2 separate regions of the Homo sapiens genome follow, and region 2 is linked to region 1. A link is an interaction called in ENCODE POLR2A ChIA-PET data of the cell type or tissue named here. Cell type or tissue: PC-9. All regions are shown on one strand. Links, peaks and the distances in the headings refer to the core of each region. The heading gives the core; the rest is flanking DNA. Region 1 overlaps TPM3 (tropomyosin 3). Region 2 overlaps INTS3 (integrator complex subunit 3).

Evidence for each region. Peaks named below come from ENCODE experiments on the same cell type or tissue, not always from the same donor. Only the 100,000 strongest peaks of a DNase experiment are listed, where the experiment ranks them.
Region 2: POLR2A ChIA-PET joins it to region 1 with 7 read pairs; 3 of 35 experiments call an interaction of 5 or more read pairs at or near these places.

What each region holds. Positions count from the first base shown.
Region 1 is chr1:154,165,387-154,173,011 of GRCh38, reverse strand. TPM3 (tropomyosin 3) reads left to right here. Exons shown (of 10, transcript NM_152263.4): 5 at 34-104; 6 at 1,524-1,599; 7 at 2,301-2,363; 8 at 2,543-2,612; 9 at 3,629-3,707; 10 at 5,072-7,625. The coding sequence ends at 5,075. It also overlaps the pseudogene RN7SL431P. Among named protein-coding and RNA genes, the nearest start is that of NUP210L, 14 kb to the right of the region's middle. In PC-9, for the core only: no CTCF peak of the experiment used is centred there; no DNase peak of the experiment used is centred there.
Region 2 is chr1:153,729,873-153,734,872 of GRCh38, reverse strand. All of the region lies in intron 1 of INTS3 (integrator complex subunit 3), which reads right to left. Among named protein-coding and RNA genes, the nearest start is that of INTS3, 4.3 kb to the right of the region's middle. RefSeq lists an enhancer at 627-1,126. In PC-9, for the core only: no CTCF peak of the experiment used is centred there; a DNase peak (open chromatin) is centred at 2,492; H3K27ac peaks cover 1,141 bases.

The DNA.
Region 1 (7,625 bases), core at 1-5,000:
TTCACTAAGCTATACTGGGATCTTTTCCTGTAGGTGGCTCGTAAGTTGGTGATCATTGAAGGAGACTTGGAACGCACAGAGGAACGAGCTGAGCTGGCAGAGTCGTGAGTATCTAGCTCCCCAAATCTTGTCATTACCAATTTATCCCTTCCCCTTTGGCTTGGGCACTAATATGAATAAATTAGCATTCCTTCAACCTTGTTAAACAGGGCCTAGGGAATGGGAGTCATCTATAGTGCTTTTTTAGGCCCAAGAATGGTTTTAGGCTTCCTTATTCTCCTGACTAGTGACAAGTGACAAAAGAGGCTTTCTTATTTTTTGTTGGTAGGGTTTACAAATTGAGAGCAAATAAGGACTAATACATGGTGAACAGTTAATTGGAAGATCCTACTGGGTCCTTCCACCTGGGGTGGAAGACATCAAAGTGGCTATCCTGATTTAAGATCTAGTGTCTGGCTGGGTGTGGTGGCTCAAACCTGTAGTCCCAGCTACTTAGTATGCCAAGGCAGGAAGGTTGCTTGAACCCAGGAGTTGGAGGCCAGCCTGGGCGTCATAGGGAGACCCTGTCCCTAAAACAAATAAATTTAAAAAAAAAATCTGGTGTCTGTTTTGGCCACTTTGCCAATCTGCTAGGGAACCTTAGGGCAAGGGTAGATATTAACTGCTCTCCCGTCGGTACCTTCTGGGCCTTGATTAACAAAGTCAGTGCTGAATGCATATGTATTTGTGCTTCCCTCTTACATTCCCGTCTGCCAGACATAACATATCATGACCATGGTGGTGTTCTCTTCCCATTTTTTGAATTTTTTTTTTTCGTTTTGCTGCTTGTTTTCTTGCTGTGTTCCTTTTTGACCTTTCTCCCTCCCCACAACCTGGCTTGTGCCATCCCCGTGACTATCACTAACAGCCGTTGCCGAGAGATGGATGAGCAGATTAGACTGATGGACCAGAACCTGAAGTGTCTGAGTGCTGCTGAAGAAAAGGTACTAACCATTAAGCCCACAGCAAGGTTATATATGTGGTGTGGTTTTGTTTTGTTTTGTTTTTGTTTTGCAGCTGCCTCCCCTCCACTTGATTTTGTTGAGTGCTGTCTCATCTCTTCATGGAATGCTCCATTCTTTTCCACTTACTTGGCATCTTTCATCTCTTCTTTCCTAGTTGCTTCACTGCCTCTCCACAGGGTCTCCTTCCTTTGGGTGATTTGGGGGACTGTTTGGGTTGGGCATTTGTTCCCACCTCCACCCCAGGTAGCAGTTATGACTTGTTCCTGGTAGTGGATTTCTCTCAAGTGCTTTATTAGTATTCAAACATTTTTGAGCCCAGGAAGGTCTAGCTCCTGACACGTTCTATGGTAGAGGGAGGAGGGTTGATGCTTGCTCAGGTTACTTGGGAACATCTCTTCCCCAGTATGCCTTCCAACTCTCTCTACATATAGGTTCAATTCACGTCTATGTGTCTCTCTCCCTTTTTTTATTCTCTTCCTTTTCCCTTTTCCTCTCCTGTGGTATTTAAAATATTCACAGTAAGTGTTCTGAGCTGGAGGAGGAGCTGAAGAATGTCACCAACAACCTCAAGTCTCTTGAGGCTCAGGCGGAGAAGGTAGGGGCTGGTTTGTGAAAGTGACAGGCTTTGGGGCCTGGGCCCAGCCCTGCCCTTGATGAAAGACTGGAGACACGCATTCCATATATAATCCAGTGAGGCGTGTCCTCTTCCTACCTCCTTACCATGTATTCAGGTTCTGGGTTTAATGCTATTTTCTGTGCACTTTGATTGCTTTAATTAAAATAACTTCTTGGTCTCAGGTTACTGGAGTCATGTGCTCCTTAGGCTGATACTGCTGTGCTGAAAAGCAATAATCAAGGGCCCTAACAGGCTTTCTAGCAGACAGATGGGGGCAACAGACAGAATCAGCTCTGAGACCTAATGAGCAATCAAGACAGATGACTTCACTTTGCCATCATGTGGGTGTGTTTCAGTCATGTGACCTTGGGGTGCTACTACTCTTGCTCATCAAGCAGGGGAAAGGAAAAACACCTCCTTGGGTTGATCTGAATAATATCAAAGCTTAGATCCATCTTAAAAAGTCATGGAGAATTTTAACCTGAGGATCTCATGGCTCTAAAGACATAGATTTCTGAATTTCAAGGACCTATTGTCCAGAGCCAGGCCTTGCTCTTACTCTTGGACCATTCAGCACATTTAGTGCAAGAGGATATTCAATGTAAGTTAAATGTAGGGAGGGGGGTATTGCCTGTGTGACTAATTTCTACTCTGAAATTTTTAATCTACTTATCTTACAGTACTCTCAAAAAGAAGATAAATATGAGGAAGAAATCAAGATTCTTACTGATAAACTCAAGGAGGTGAGCTGAGGGGATTTATAGGGCAGAACCCAAAACATTTAGAGGTATATAAGGCATTAATATGGATTTAAACTGGCTGGTTTGGGTTCTGAAAGGTCCAGAAGTAGAAGGTGGAAGAAATAGAGATTGTTCTTCTTTGTCTTCATCTCTGGTTCTGACTAATTTCATATTTCCCCCAGGCAGAGACCCGTGCTGAGTTTGCTGAGAGATCGGTAGCCAAGCTGGAAAAGACAATTGATGACCTGGAAGGTATGGAACCTGGAGTAGGGATTGAAATAGAGAAATATAGAGGAAGACTGCCCATTAACCATTAATCTCTTTTTCTGTACACCAAAGGAAGTTGGTAGTGACTTGGCATGTATTAATATCATGTGCACTGTCCTATGCCACAGCTAGGCAAAGTGGGTCAAACTCTAGAATTGGTTTTTTAAATTTAATCTTTTCCTTTAAGAAGACTTTACCAAATAGTCTGCAATTTGTACCCTTCCCTTTTGAGGAGAATGATAATGGCTGCATTTACCTCCAATTTATTAGTCTTAAACCTTTAGTCTGTGGGTTTAAATGGAAGCCATGATTTCAGAAGGGCAAGATGTATGTCATTTCATGGCTACTTTCCACAGTTCTTTTTGCCACTCAAGTTGTCGGGTATTTATCCAATAAATGAAGTTGTGGAATAACCATATCTGAACATTGACCAATGTCAGGAGCTTTCTAAATACTTTCTGTCCCTGCAAGTTGGTAACTGCCATCCACCCTGACAAGGGAACGTACTCTTTGCTTTGAGAACTCTGATGTATGCTCCTTTGGTACACTCTCTTGGCAGAGTTGCAGGGGCAGCCTGTGGAGCAGAGGGGCCACTAATAGGTTCACATTTTGTAGGCAGAGAAGTGTCTGAATATGGATATATACTCTCTCCCTTTGCTATTTTTGTTCAATTAAGTGTTATCACTGCTAGGAATTGGGTACCTGGATGGGAGTGGTATCCTCTTGAGTGCTTTTGGTAATAGGAATTTCTAGTTATGACTGTGCCCAGGTTCTCAGCCCTTGCTGCAGTCGATTTGGAGTATCAAGAAAGGAAGTTGGTCATAGGAGAGAGTAGATCTGAAAATGTCCAGTCATGGTTGCCAGAGTAGATATTTTCCTAACTGTGGTATTAGACCCACAGTCACACTTTCCTAATTTCTAATGATTCCCTCTCTTCATCTGCTTCTGAAACTCTTCACTCTGTCCCCTCATTCCTCCCTGTGGTTCCTGTGCCTGTCCAGATGAGCTCTATGCCCAGAAACTGAAGTACAAGGCCATTAGCGAGGAGCTGGACCACGCCCTCAATGACATGACCTCTATGTAACTATCTGACAGTAGAGTGGGGCTGGGATCTTGGCTTGTGGGTGGATGGGGGTACAAGCTATGCATAGTGGTGTGCTTTGGTTTTATCCTTTGGAAACTAGAATCTCCACCCTTATCTTTGAAACATTGGTGCTGGTTATTTGTTTGGCAAAAGCTTTGGAGGCATGGCCGGGCGCGGTGGCTCACGCCTGTAATCCCAGCACTTTGGGAGGCCGAGGCAGGTGGATCACGTGAGGTCAGGAGTTGGAGACCAGCCTGGCCAACATGGTGAAACCCCGTCTCTACTAAAAATACAAAAAGTAGCCAGGCATGGTGGCAGTGCACCTGTAATCCTAGCTACTCAGGAGGCTGAGCCAGGAGAATCGCTTGAATCTGGGAGGCAGAGGTTACAGTGAGCCAAGATGTGCCACTGCATTTCAGCCTGGGCAACAGAGTGAGACCCCATCTCAAAAAAAAAAAAAAAGAAAAACATTAAAGGCTGGGCGTAGTGGCTCACACCTGTGATCCCAGCACTTTGGGAGGCTGAGGTGGGCGGATGACTCGAGGCCAGGAGTTCAAGACCAGCCTGGCCAACATGGCAAAACCCTGTCTCTACTAAAAAATATTTAAAAAATTAGTTGGGCTTGGTGGCGCATGTCTATAATCCCAACTACTCGGGAGGCTAAGGCAGGAGAATCACTTGAAACCAGGAGATGGAGGTTGCAGTGAGCCGAGATAATGCCACTGCACTCCAGTCTGGGTTGAAGAGCAAGACTGTCTAAGAAAAAAAAGCTCTGGAGGCAATTAATCTTGGATCAGAAGGAGAACCCTGACTGACTTGTAATTTTTATATTTTGTATTCATAGTTTCTTCATTATACTGTGATTTTTCTATTTGCTTCTCAAATTTAGTCTTCTCAGAAGGGATACTGCTAGAGGTAGAATCCATACAACTAAGGAAATAGGGCCCACAGAGCCAGTAACTTGGGCCCTGACACATTAAGACAAAATTCAGGCCTCCTGGGTGTGTTTAATTGGTTCCCTGATATTAAAGTTCAGGGAACTACCCAAGATGGGAAATACCAAATTCACCTAAGAATTGAGCTGAGTCCCAGAAGCAAGCCAAGTGATAAACAGCACCAAAAAGAGTTGTTGGGGCTTCATCTGTTTGCTGTGGATCCCTGATCCTTGATGCTAATCTGCCTCTTTGTATCTTTCCCACTAACCCTGAAAAGAAGCCACATTTCTCAGGCTGAAGTGTCTGGCTCTCTTTTATTATTCCTGCTGCCACCTCTTCCTTTTTTTCCTCTTCCTTTTTCCCAGTTTGCTATCTAGATTGATGCTAGTCCTTCTCACCTAGAGTATCCTTACTTTTTCATACAGATAATTATCACCGTTTCTGCTCTGTTCTGGATCTGCCCCCTTTACTCCTCGGGGAACCCAAGGCCCCACTCTCGCTCTGGATTCCATTTGGGTCAGCCTGGCTGGTCCCCAAGGCATTAGGATGGGGGAGCAAAAAGCAACTTATGTATTTTCTTCCACCCCCACCCCAAATTAAAATGTTAAGCTGCTGGAAACCTCATGCCACCCTGCATTTGTGTCATTGACAAAGCTGTTGCTGTCCCTAAGAAGGAGCCTTGGGGGTGTGATGTGGGGAAGAGCTATTGTAGGCTCCCCCTCCTCTGACTTATGTAATCAAAGCCACTTTTGTGTGTGTCTATTTTTTCTTGACATTTAAACTCAGCTGATCTGATTCTACCAGAGTGATGGATTTAGTACAGGTTACTCAGGATAGTAATTTTAGTTATACTCCTCAAGCTGAACAAGATTAAATTCCTTATTTCCAGGTTCTTAAATCATCCTGCCTGCAGTGTTTCCATTCTCTCTTCAGGTATTCCTCCTTTGGTGTGGTGTCATTGAGAAGCCATTGAAGTGACTCTCAATACACATTCTGTACCCTTTTACCGGTGGTTCAAATGGTGCATCCTCAGAACACCCAGTGAACCCAATACATTATTGCTAAGATTGACTAATTATGTCAACTCCAGTCACAGAAAAATACACAATGGATAGAATTCTGGACGGTTTTTTTACTTTTTCTTCTTTAAACCTTTCTTACATATTTGAGACTTGCTACCATTTGCCTGCTAGTGTGTGACTAGTGGGATATAAGATAAGTGATAAATTATTATTGGGAAAACTAAAATGACCAATCATGCATATTTCAAATAATGTGCATATGAGGCTAATGATTTATTACATACATAAATTTCTGCTAGTAAAATTTTCCTTGGTTCATATTGTGGAATTAAATATCAACATTTTAGAAATTCCCATTATAGGCCGGGCGTGGTAGCTCACGCCTATAATCCCAGCACTTTGGGAGGCTGGGGCAGGTGGATCACCTGAGGTCATGAGTTCGAGACCAGCTCGGCCAACATGGTGAAACCCCGTCTCTACTAAAAATACAAAAATTAGCTGGGCATGGTGGGTGGGTGCCTGTAATCCCAGCTACTCGGGAGGCTGAGGCAGGAGAATCGCTTGCACCTGGGAGGCGGAGGTTGCAGTGAGCGGAGATCGCGCCACTGCATTCCAGCCTGGGCAACAGAGAGACTCCATCTCAAAAAAAAAAAAGGAATTCGCATTCCAATTTACACAGCAGAGATTTCTTAATAGTATAGCTGTGAATTATACTAATCCAAGCACGTAAGTGTTGTTCACTTAGTACTTTAGTTTCCCAGCAGGGTATGTATTTAAAATTTGCTTTTCTTTTAGCTGGGTGCAATGGCACTTGCCTGTACTGCCTGTAGCTTCTTGGGAGGCTGAGGCAGGAGGATTGCTTGAGCCCAGGAGTTCTGCACTGTAGTGTGCTATGCAGGTCAGATGTCCTCACTAAATTTGGCATCAGTATGGTGACCTCCTGGGAGTGGAGAACAACAAGGTTGCCTAAGAAGGGGTGAACTGGCCCAGGTCGGAAATGGAGCAGGTCAAAATTCCTGTGCTGATCAGTAGTGGGATTGCACCTATAAATAGCCACTGTAGTACTCCAGCCTGGGCAACACAGCAAGATTCCATCTGTTAAAAACACTTTTGCTCTTCTTTTAAACAGATATAATCAGGTAGGGAAGTTTTCCTTAATCTAAAACTTTAAGTCATATCAAATTCACGTTTCCTTTTGTCCATTCCATTTCTTACTGCCGCATAGCCTTTGAGATTAAGGTTCAGATTCATTTATTCAGCTGACACTTCCTGGTATCTTCTAGGTATAGGATATTAAGATGGAGACAGAAATAAAGATGGAGGCACCATTCCTACTCTCAAGTTGCTTAGAATCTACTAGGAGAGAAAACATACATAAAGCTACAGATACTGTGTGATGAATGCCACAAATAATAGTGTTATGGGAATTGAGTAGAGGGGACGAGATTGATCCTAGTGGGAATGAATTGGAAAAACTCATGGAAGAAGGCATGTAATGGGTACTTCATAAACATGTTAAAACTTTTTTCTTTTTTTCTTTTTTTTTTTTTTTTTGAGACGGAGTTTGACTCTTGTCACCTAGGCTGGAGTTCAGTGGCCTGATCTCAGCTCACTGCAACCTCTGCCTCCTGGGTTCAAGCAGTTCTCCCACCTCAGCCTCCCGAGTAGCTGAGATCACAGGCGCCTGCCACCACACCCAGCTAATTTTTGTATTATTAGTAGAGGTGAGGTTTCACCATGTTGGCCAGGCTGGTCTGGAACTCCTGACCTCAAGTGATCCACCCACCTCAGCCTCCCAAAGTGATGGGATTACAGGCTTGAGCCACTGCGCCCAGCCAACATGTTAAACTTGCATATTCATTTTTATTGGGTTCCAAAAGTGGATTTTTGACAAGCAGAGTTGGGTTGTGGGATAGTGAATATTGAGCATTCCATTATTTATTTATTTTTCTCTTTT
Region 2 (5,000 bases), core at 1-5,000, 440 kb after region 1:
GGCCTTAAAGATTCCTGAAAACTCCTACCACAGGACATGAATAAATTCCTGACCAGGCTAAAAAGCTTTCTCTCCTATCTACTCTCTGTAAACTTTTGCCTTCTAGGAGACAAGAGGAAAAGGTAGGGGAGAGGGAGGGGCCTGAATGATGTACCCTCTACCAGATCCTGCAAAGCTGGCTACACAAAGGGCTAGCTGAGCCTCCAGCAATGATCTATTGCTGAGAGACCTTGGGTTGAACAGTTTCTCTAGGCCCCTTCCCTAGCTCCCGTGAGCTCTGCTCAGAGGCCTGAGTCAATTCTATGGGTCACTGCTCAGTGAAGGAGCAAAGTGGCCTCTTGGAACAGAGAGGCTCAGCTAAGGTTGTAGAAAGTGAGAGTCCAGAATTTGGATGGGTGGATAACTGCAATGAGGAAAAAATGAGAGGCCCAGTCCTTTCTGTTCACAGGCAACAAGAAGTATAAAGGATACTTTACTCTTCCTGGACTACAGAAATTACTTTTCCAAACAGGGATGGGAAAATTGATTACAAATCATTCAGGGTGACAAAGGACCATGTCCCTTCAAAGAAAGCCACAGGAAGCCAGATCCCTACAATCAAGTAATAGCAACGCTTTTCCCCTAGTCTCCAGAGTCTCTTAGTAAAGATAGAATCATAGGTTCAGATGCCAACAACTGCTGGCAGAATGGCTCTGTTCAGAGTAAGCCCTCCATGACAGTACCTTAGAGAGCTGAGTAAATATTTACAATCTCTAGGAGCTCCTGAACTAATTTTTCTAATACTAAGACTACCTGACCATGGTTTCCATGAGAGCAGCAGCAGATGAAATGGGGGAGAAAGGGGGGGAAGGCCTTTCTCTTTCCCAGTATATACCCAAAGCTGGAGACTCAAGCTGGAGGAACCCCTCTAACCTTTCCATTTCCCCTCCCTCAGCCAGGTGGATATAGAGTCTGGTAAAAAGCATACAGTGGCTGGGTGTGGTGGCTCACGCCTGTAGTCCCAACACTCTGGGAGGCTGAGGGGGGCGAATCACGAGGTTAGGAGATCGAGAGCAGCCTGGCCAACATGGTGAAACCCCATCTCTACTAAAAATACAAGAATCAGCCGGGTGTGGTGGCGCACACTTGTAGTCCCAGCTACTCGGGAGGCTGAGGCAGGAGAATCGCTTGAACCCGGGAGGCGAAGGTTGCAGGGAGCTGTCGCGCCACTGCACTCCAGCCTGGGTGACGGAGCGAGAATCCATCTCCCCACAAAAAAAAGCATACAGTAAATACTGCTCCCTATGGGAAGTGGCCTTAAACACCAAATTCCCCATCTTCAGAAAAGGAAGATACAATCTAACTCATAAAATCCCCAAGGACAGCTGGGTGCGGTGGCTCACGCCTGTAATCCCAGCACTTTGGGAAGCTGAGGCAGGAAGATCACGAGGTCACGACTTCGAGAGCAGCCTGGACAACATGGTGAAACCCCATCTCTACTAAAAATACAAAAATTAGCTGGGCGTGGTGGTGCACACCTGCAGTCCCAGCTACTTGGGAGGCTGAGGCAGGAGAATCGCTTGAACCCAGGGGGCGGAGGTTGCAGTGAGCCGAGATCGCACCACTACACTCCAGCCTGGGAGACAGAGCAAGACTGCATCTGCAAAAAAAAAAAAAAAAAAAAAAAAAAAAAAAAGCATTCGGTAAATACTGCTCCCTATGGGAAGTCAGTGGCCTTAAAAGACTAAATTCTGGCCCGGCACGGTGGCTCATTCCTGTAATCCCAGCACTTTAGGAGGCCGAGGTAGGTGGATCATGAGGTCAGGAGTTCGAGACCAGCCTAACATGGTGTACGAGGTCAGGAGTTCAAGACCAGCCTGACCAACATGGTGAAACCCTGTCTCTACTAAAAATACAAAAAAATTAGCCGGGCATGGTGGTGCGTGCCTTTACTCCTAGCTACTCAGGAGGCTGAGGCAGGAAAATCGCTTGAATCTGGGAAGTGCAGGTTGCAGTGAGCCGAGATGATGCCACTGCACTCCAGTCTGGGCAACACAGTGAGACTCCATCTCAAAAAAAAAAAAAGACTAAATTCCTCATTTTCAGAAAAGGAATATACAATCTAACTCATAAAATCCCCAAGGATGGCCAGGCACAGTGACTCACGCCTGTAATCCCAGCACTTTCGGAGGCCGAGGCAGGTGGATCACCTGAGTTCAGGAATTTGAGACCAGCCTAGCCAATGTGGTGAAACCCCGTCTCTACTAAAAATGCAAAAAAAGTAGCTGGGTGTGGTGGTGGGCTTCCGTAATCCCAGCTACTTGGGAGGCTGACGCAGGAGAATCGCTTGAACACAGGAGGCAGAGGTTTCAGTTAGCTGAGATCACGCCATTGCACTACAGCCTGGGTAACAAGAGGGAAACTCCGTTTAAAAAAAAAAAAAAAATCCCCAAGGACTCACGTAGGTGAGGAGTTATTGAACAAGCTGCGTTCAAAGTATTCCACAACCATGAGTCACTGGTATATGAAATTATGATTTGTAAGGGGACAAAAACTAGAAGTGACTCAAAGCCCAGTCCCTGGAGACTCCTCACATATGTATATGAATTATTCCTTGGGGAAAACCAGGTAGAGACATACCTCTAACCAAATGCAACCCTGAGACCTATCCAGCGCTTAAGAGGAAGCTCTGGCCAGGCTCGGTGGCTCATGCCTGTAATCCCAGCAATTTGGAAGGCCAAGGCAGGTGGATCACCTGAGGTCAGGAGTTCGAGACCAGCCTGGCCAACATGGTGAAACCCATCTCTACTAAAAATACAAAAATTAGCCAGGAGTGGTAGTGCCTGTAATCCCAGCTACTCTGGAGGCTGAGGCAGGAGAATCGCTTGAACCCGGGAGGCAGAGGTTGCAGTGAGCCAAGATCGCGCCACTGCACTCCAGCCTGGGCGACAGAGGGAGACTCTGTCTCAAAAAAAAAAAAAAAAAAAAAAAAGTTAAAAAAAGACGCGGGGCCAGGTGCGGTGGCTCAAGTCTGTAATCCCAGCACTTTGGGAGGCCGAGGTGGGCGGATCATGAGGTCAGGAGATAGAGACCATCCTGGCTAACATGGTGAAACCCTGTCTCTACTAAAAATGCAAAAAATTAGCCGGGCGTGGTGGCAGGCGCCTGTAGTCTCAGCTACTCGGGAGGCTGAGGCAGGAGAATGGTGTGAACCCGGGAGGCAGAGCTTGCAGTGAGCCAAGATCCCACCACTGCACCACTCCAGCCTGGGCGACAGAGTGAGACTCCATCTCAAAAAAAAAAAAAAAAAAAAAGAGGACGCTCTTGGGCCTCCCACTTTCAGCCTGATTTAAAAGTGATTGGTCCCTCTTTGGCAGAAGAAAAACCAGGAGCTACCAAGGCTCATGAGATTAGGAACTACATGTTCTAAACTCCTTCAATCTCTGGCACTATTTTTATCTCATTCCCTCCCCAAATTGGGATGGGAATGGGCAAGAAGACTTCCGCCTTCAAAGGGAAAAACAGGGCCAAAGAGAAGAAAGGATATACCAAATGTTCCCTAGGGTAGTAGAGTTAAGAGTTCCTGCCTGGGATGCTCTTGACCAGTGCTTCCTACTCCAAATCTCTAAAGGTCTTTCCTAATCACACCCAATTATAATGACCTGTCTCTTCACTACTCTAACTAGTTTCTTTTGTTTATTGTTTTTGTTTTTTTACCTTCTTGTGGGCGTGTTAAATGAAGCCATTAGATGATAAGCTTCGAAAGGCAGACCTTGGATGTCCTCCAACCTGTTTTCCTATCAGACCCAGCACACAGTAAGCATATATGGTCAGGAAACTACCTCTGTGTTCCTGGGCAATAGGTAGGTCTGTGATGGGAAAATAACCAAGCCAGAACAAGCAGAGGTCAGTCGATCAACACCAAGTTTTCATAACTTCTGTGTGCAGAGATCTGTGGGGAGACCCAGAGGAAGAAGCCAGTAAGTCTTGCCCTTAGAGACCCTCTGGTCTAGTGGGGATAACCGAACCACACACATTGGGAAAAAAATAGTGTGGCAAGTCTTGCTAGAAAATTCAAATGCAAAGGACAAAGGGCAAAGAAGGGGGAGCTTGAGACATACTGGGAAACATCCACATTATGGAGATCAGAAAAAAAGAAAGACCCTCCCTCCCCCTTTTCCCTGGAAACAGTTGGAAGTTCACTCTCAGTATAAAAAAAGCCAGAAAATGCATGCTTCCCCTCTTCGATGGTCCCCTCCTGCTGCATCATTTCATTTAGTAGCAAACACGTCACTGCTCAGAAGAACAGGATGCTGTACTATTCAGTGAATTGAATTAAAGCAGAGACACAATGACGCCTCTAAGAATCAGGGTGGGGATTTCAACCCCTGGGTCTTTTGCCCTCCACTCAAACTGATGGAGGGATCAAAGGCAGTCCATTATTGACTTTCTATACTTCTAGAGCTCCAGTGTTAGTACACAGGGATCAAGAAATGTTTTGACAATGACAGTGGCCATTTCTTAAAAAGTAAATAATTCCAATTGCCAGGCAGTCCTAAAGTCATTCTCACCTGTTTTGGGAATACATTGTTCACATTCATAATTATATCTACCTTAGCTGATAACTACAGACAGCAGAAAACAAACTGATTTACCTGAATGCCCACAGAATTATGAGGGAAAAGCATGACGGGAAGGCAGACTGCAAGTAGACATTTGCTGGTGGAAAATCCACAAAGTTACTATCCAGCCACTTCTTGATTCACAAAGTTCATTTTGGCATGTATGTTCTACCATCTTGTATCTGACCCATTTTTTCAAATCTAAATTCTGAATTTCACCTGTCTGCCTGCCCACCCTCTAATAGCTGATAAAGTTAGAAGCTGGGAAACAGCCAGTGAAGAGCTAAGGCCTGTTAATGTACTCATCCTGTCCCTGGATAACCACCGAGTTGAATATTAGGCCTTACAAACAGTTAAGCAATCACGTCTCAGCTCTGGATCTCATATTCTTTTTTTTTT